2 separate regions of the Homo sapiens genome follow, and region 1 is linked to region 2. A link is a loop called in an ENCODE intact Hi-C map of the cell type or tissue named here. Cell type or tissue: B cell. All regions are shown on one strand. Each heading gives the region's core, and the rest is flanking DNA. Links, peaks and the distances in the headings are about the cores only. Region 1 has its middle 12 kb from the start of DUSP15. Region 2 has its middle 12 kb from the start of HCK.

The links. Hi-C counts contacts between places; a loop is a spot of excess contacts. Peaks named below come from ENCODE experiments on the same cell type or tissue, not always from the same donor. Only the 100,000 strongest peaks of a DNase experiment are listed, where the experiment ranks them.
Region 1: a loop joins it to region 2, with 11 times the contacts of the local background. A loop is called at or near these places in 73 of 110 quality-filtered maps.

What each region holds. Positions count from the first base shown.
Region 1 is chr20:31,856,899-31,859,807 of GRCh38, reverse strand. It overlaps a transcript of DUSP15 not described here. Among named protein-coding and RNA genes, the nearest start is that of DUSP15, 12 kb to the left of the region's middle. RefSeq lists an enhancer at 1,170-1,269. In B cell, for the core only: no CTCF peak of the experiment used is centred there; a DNase peak (open chromatin) is centred at 1,327.
Region 2 is chr20:32,038,554-32,041,462 of GRCh38, reverse strand. No RefSeq gene overlaps it. Among named protein-coding and RNA genes, the nearest start is that of HCK, 12 kb to the left of the region's middle. RefSeq lists a silencer at 773-952. In B cell, for the core only: no CTCF peak of the experiment used is centred there; a DNase peak (open chromatin) is centred at 1,082; H3K4me3 peaks cover 1,058 bases; H3K27ac peaks cover 723 bases.

The sequences.
Region 1 (2,909 bases), core at 256-2,755, 180 kb after region 2:
CCCCATTTAAAACACCTTCTACCTCTGATGGTGTCTTCCCCTATTTAAAAGCCTCCATGGAGGCGGAGGCTGTAGTGAGCCAAGATTGCGCTACTGCACTCCAGCCTGGGTGACAGAGCGAGACCCTGTTTGAAAAAAGAAAAATAAAAAAAGCCTCCATGGCCCCCATCATCTATAGGACTGATCTGATATTCCAGATCAATCCTTCAAGATGCTTCAAGAGCCAGGTGGCTACTGGAATATGGGAGCTAGAGGAAAGGAGGAGCAGGAAGAAAGCCCTCCCAGCAGGTACACATCAGGAACAATGCTTCCAGTCTCTGGTCAATGCTGGCTGGGTGCCCAGCTTTGTGCCAGTGCTGTGCAAAGGTGCAGGGAGTGGGGGGCATTCTCTCTCAGAGCCTCAGTTCCATGAATACAGCAAGGAGTGGAGCAATCTGAGCAACTTGATCTTTTTCATATCCCACATCTCCTTTGACAATTTAATGAAAGATGCAAATCCCCCCCCCCCAAAAAAATGCATAGACATGAAATTTACATTCACTTTTAGGGGGTCAGAGACCCCCACCAAGAATCCACAAAGTACAGGTGTAGCTGTCGGCAGGCAGTGTGGGGCACTGCTTAGGCTCCCGGGCTCTAGGGAGCAGAGAGACACATTTTGGCTCCTGGCTCCACCACCCACTAGCTCTGTGACCTTGTTAGAGGGCTTTAACCTCTCTGAGCTCAGTCTTAACATTAAAACAGGGCTTTTACCAACCTCATAAGCTGTTGTGAGAACCAATTGAGACACTGCAGGAAAGTGTTTAGCCAGGCCCAGCACTGATGAGCAGTCGGTAAGTGGGAACTCCTAATATTTACAGAAATAAGTGTGACCCCTGGACTACCTGCATCAGAACCTCACGGGGGAACTCATTACAATGTGGGTTTCCTGGGCTTCCTGCCCAGAAAGTCTGATTCTGCAGATCTGGGATGGAGGTCATGAGTATGCATTTGAAACGAGTTGCTGCCTCTCAGTTCTGGCAGGAGTTAGTTTGAGAATCCCTGTGCCTTTCCAATCTCAACAGTCCAGGTCCTGAAAAGAGACTGACAAATTTCCAGGTGGGCTGGGAAGAGCAGGTGACAGTTGCAGACTGGGGCAAAGCTGTGTCTCTGGATGCTCATGGGGGCCGGCCTCCTGAGACCCGCAGAGCCCAGGCTACCCCACTTGCGTGGGTCTTGTGTCTCACAGCGCCTCCTGCCACCCCATAAAAGAGGATCAATGCCCTCCAGGCTAGGCTGCTATGGGGAGGTGCAAAAGGAAAGGGCCTCCCAAGAGAGGGGACAAAACAGAAAGTGAGACCTGCCTGCCCAGACTTTCACTTTCATAGCCTCCCAGCATCATCCAGGTGGCCCGTAGTCCCCAGGCCCACGTGGGTTGAGCCACTGCAAGCCCAAGACCTGGCCCCTGCATCCCTGATGGCCAGAAGGAAGGAAAGGTCCCCGACGGCAGGTGACCCATGGCAGAGCCAGAGGTTCCCTGTGCCTCTGGGACTGGGGGGGCACAGATTGAGAGTGGGTGCTACGTGGGGTTATGCTGGGAGGATGCGGGCAAGACCCTCTTTCGCATCCCCTGGAAGCATGTAGCCAAGCAGGGCTACCAGGTGCAACAGGACTCAGCACTCTTCAGGGCAAGGGGACAGGGGACTGGAGACGCTCAGCACTGGGCAGGCTCTGGACACAAGTTGCCCCAGCACTGAGACTGACGGATAGCCTTGTGACCCTGGGCCACTTTCTGGCCTCTAGGGCTGAGGGTAATGTTCTCTACATATGAGGGACTCTCAGACACTTTCTTAAAACAATCAGCCAAGGCTGCCACGACCTGCACCACCGGCCCCTCTCAGAGGGCCTCTTCTCCCACTCCACCAATGCACTAATGGGAATTCTGTCAGCCTCCCACCCCTAAACCCATCAACCTCTGCAGCTCAGGAAACTTTTTGGTGCTCCCAACACCAGCCCTTCTCAGGGACCTCCTGCAGGAATGTCCCTCCTTTCCCCAGTCATCATTAACTTCTTCCAAACTGGCTCCTTTCTTGAGAAAGAGATGGTTAAGCTGAGGATGGTGGGAGCATGCCAGGTAAAGGTGAAGAGGCGAAGGTATTGCAGGCAAAGGGAACTGAATGTGCAAAGGTCTAATGGAGATAAAGACATGAAGCATTTAGAGATGAAAAGAACTAAAGTGGGGGAGGAGAGGGAGTGGAGGCAGATGAGGCCCAGGAGGGGCAGTTCATGCATGGCTTTGAGGCCATCATGAAGAGTTGGAACTCTTTCACAAGGGCAATGGGGAGCTATGGTAGGGGAGGGTCAAAACCAGATTTGTGGCCAGGAGTTGTGCCTCAACTGTAATCCTACCACTTTGGGAGGTCAAGGCAGGAGGATCACTTGAGCCCAGGAGTTCGAGACCAGTCTGGGCAACATAGTGAGAGCCCGTCTCTATAAAAAGAAAAAAAAAAAAAGACCAGATTTGCATTTAGAAAGATCCCCCTGGAGGACCTCCTGGCATTGTGGAGGGACAGTTGCCGTCATTTCAATTCTGGGCTCTCTTCCCTGAGCAATAAGCAACCAACCGCACATCCACACACTACCACCCCAAACACCAAAGTCACCTCCAGCCCCTCCTTCTGTGGCCTCCCCCTCCTTCCACAGTGGGAAGCACCTGGAGAGTCTCCTTACACCAACTCCCTCCCTCTCAGCCTCCCAGCCCCCCATGACCAGTCCGGCTTCTGTCCCTCTTGATAATGCCTCTAGTTGCCAAATCTAAGCATATGTCACTGTCTTCATCTTCTTTGGCTCCTGGATGGTGTTGGGTTGGTCTGCATCTTGTAGGCCCTCCCTCCTCCTTGAAACACTCCCATCTGGCTTCCAGAATCTCTGCT
Region 2 (2,909 bases), core at 93-2,592:
AAAAATGGATGAGAGCGTTTTGGCCCTCAAGCAACTTTCAATCCAATTATGGAGACAATCATTTAACCAATAACTTAGATACAGAGTGGAAAATGCTGCTAGAGAGAGAGAGAGAGATAGGCCCATGATATTGTAGGACCAAGTAGGAAGGACACTGAGTGCAGCAAGGACTTCTTGAAAAAGGTGATATGGGCCAGGCACAGTGGCTCATGCCTGTAATCCCAGCACTTTGGGAGGCCGAAGTGGGTGGATCACCTGACATCAGGAGTTAGAGACTAGCCTGGACAACATGGCGAAATCCTGTCTCTACTAAAAATTAGCCAGGCGTGATGGCGGGCACCTGTAATCCCAGTTACTCGGGAAGCTGAGGCAGGAGAATTGCTTGAATCCTGCAGGCAGAGGTTGCAGTGAGCTGAGATCGCGCCACTGCACTCCAGACTGGGCAATGGAGTGAGACCTGCCTTAAAAAAAAAAAAAAGTGACATGAGTTGAGGCTTAATGGATGCCAGAGGAAGATCAGGGCAAAGGGTGTTCCAGACAGAAGGGACAACCTGACAAAGGCTTGAGAGGGAAACAGTCTGACCTGTTTGAGGAACTGCAAACATTTCCATGTTGTTGGTGCCTGAAGCCCCAGGCAGATACCATATTTGGAAGAGGAGGCTGGAAGTGGCGGCAGCAGCTGATAGGCACTGGGGCCAGCTCATGTAGGACTCGGGCAAGACTGTACAAGGCTGGCCTATGGATGCCTTCCAAGCTTACCTACCCCAAGTACCATCCTAGAGGCAGCAGACCTCCTGCTCAGGGGCGGGGTGAGACTGGGTGGGGACGGGGGTGGGGCGGGGGCAGTGCTGGGGGAGTCCATGAAATTGTTTTTCTGCCCCCAGCTGCATGGCCACCCCCAGCTGACGGGTCCCCCCAGGGGGGTTGGGGGACTGTTCAGTTTCACAACACCCCCTTCTCTTCCCCCAGTGTCTCTGGAGGCTAAGAAAAGAGGAAGCGCTTTGTGGACTTCCTCCTGGGTCCGGTGCACCCAAGCCCAGGCTGGTCTTCTCCCAGGGGCAGGGCTGGACCTGCCCACTGTATTCTGCAGAAAAAAAGGGCCTGGGCGTGGCCCTGCCCCTCATTCAGTGGTGGACATGCTCAAGCAGGGTGCGCCCAGGCCTGGGACTAGGAGAGTAGGTTGGAGTCCCAGCTCTTCTAACTTGCTGTGTGTGTCTGACAAACTCTTCTCTGAGCCTGAATCTCAAAGAGGAAGACACATCCTTACTCAGCAATTTGAAACTGGGGTGATGTGCATGAATTAACATGGAGAGATCCCCAAGACATTCTTTCAGAATCGCAGAGTACATTCCTTTTTAAAATAATAACATGGTTTTGTGTTTACCTCTACATGTATGTAAATGCGTAGATAAAAGTCTGGAAGCTAAACAGCCAACAAGAAGCAGAGGTTGTCACTGAAGAGGAAAGGAACATTGGAATTGGTGGTGGGGAAGTGTTTTTCTATGTTTTTTTTTTTCTTTCTTTCTTTTTACTTTAAATTCTGGGATACATTTGCAGAACGTGCAGGTTTGTTGCATAGGTATACATGTGCCGTGGTGGTTTGCTGCACCCATCAACCTGTCATCTAGGTTTTAAGCCCCACATGCATTAGGTATTTGTCCTAATGCTCTCCCTCCCCTTTCCCCCCATCCCCCAACAGGCCCTGGTGTGTGATGTTTCTCTCGCTGTTTTTTTCTTTCTTAACTAGAATGCATTGTTTTTATTTATGGAACTAAAATAATGATAATAAATGAGGGAATTGGAATATATGGTTATCAAGTGTTGCTCCTTCTGAACATTTTATTATGAAAATGTCCAAATACACAGCAAAATTTAAAGACTTTGGCGACAAAATACCTACTCTCACCACTTACATTCTACCATTGACATTTTACTTGCTTTAACCATGTTTGTTCATCTATCTGTCTATCAATTCATCTTTTAAGATGCATTTTAAAGAAATTACCTCAACACACATATTATTAACTGGAGTTCAATTTCAATATTTGTTTACAGTAATTTTCTTTTAATGTAAATTTACAGGCAAAGGGCAAAAGATTACGTGTTCATTTGCTGAGTTTTTACAAATGCATATATATTTATGTAACTTAAACCCCATTAGGAGATACATTTTTATCACTCTAGAAAGTTCCCTCTTGTCCTACTATATATATATATATATACACACACACATTTTTGTTTTTGAGAGCAGGTCTCGCTATGCTGCCCAGGCTGGCCTTGAACTCCTGATTTCAGGTGATCCTCCCACCCCAGCCTCCCAAGTAGCTGGGACTACAGGCCTCTATGGTGTATTTTAATTGCTGACATCCTATGGGTCAACACTAAGCACAGAGCCAGGTATATAGTAAATGCTCAATAATGTTGGTTGAAGTAAGGAATGAGTCTAGGAATGAATGTGCAGGTGGCTTGCTCCCCTAAGGGCAGGACCATGTCTTCTTCTTTTGCAATCACCATGGAATTGATACACATCAAATGCTTAATAAAGGCTTATTGATTGTGCCTGGGCAGGGTGGCTCACACCTGTAATCCTAGCACTTTGGGAGTCTGAGGTGGGAGGATTGCTTGAGCCCAGGAGTTTGAGACCGACCTACACAACAAAGTGAGACCCCATCTGTACAAAAATAATAATAATAATTTAAAAATTAGCCAAGCATGGTGATGCATGCCTATTGTCCCATCTACATGGGTGGCTAAGGCAGGAGGATTGCTTGAGCCCAGGAGGTCGAGGTAACAGTGAGTTGTGTTCACCCCATTGCACTCCAGCCTGGATGACAGCACGAGATGGTCTCAAAAACAAAAACAAAACAACAACAATGACAAAAAAACAAAACAACAACAAACAAAAACAA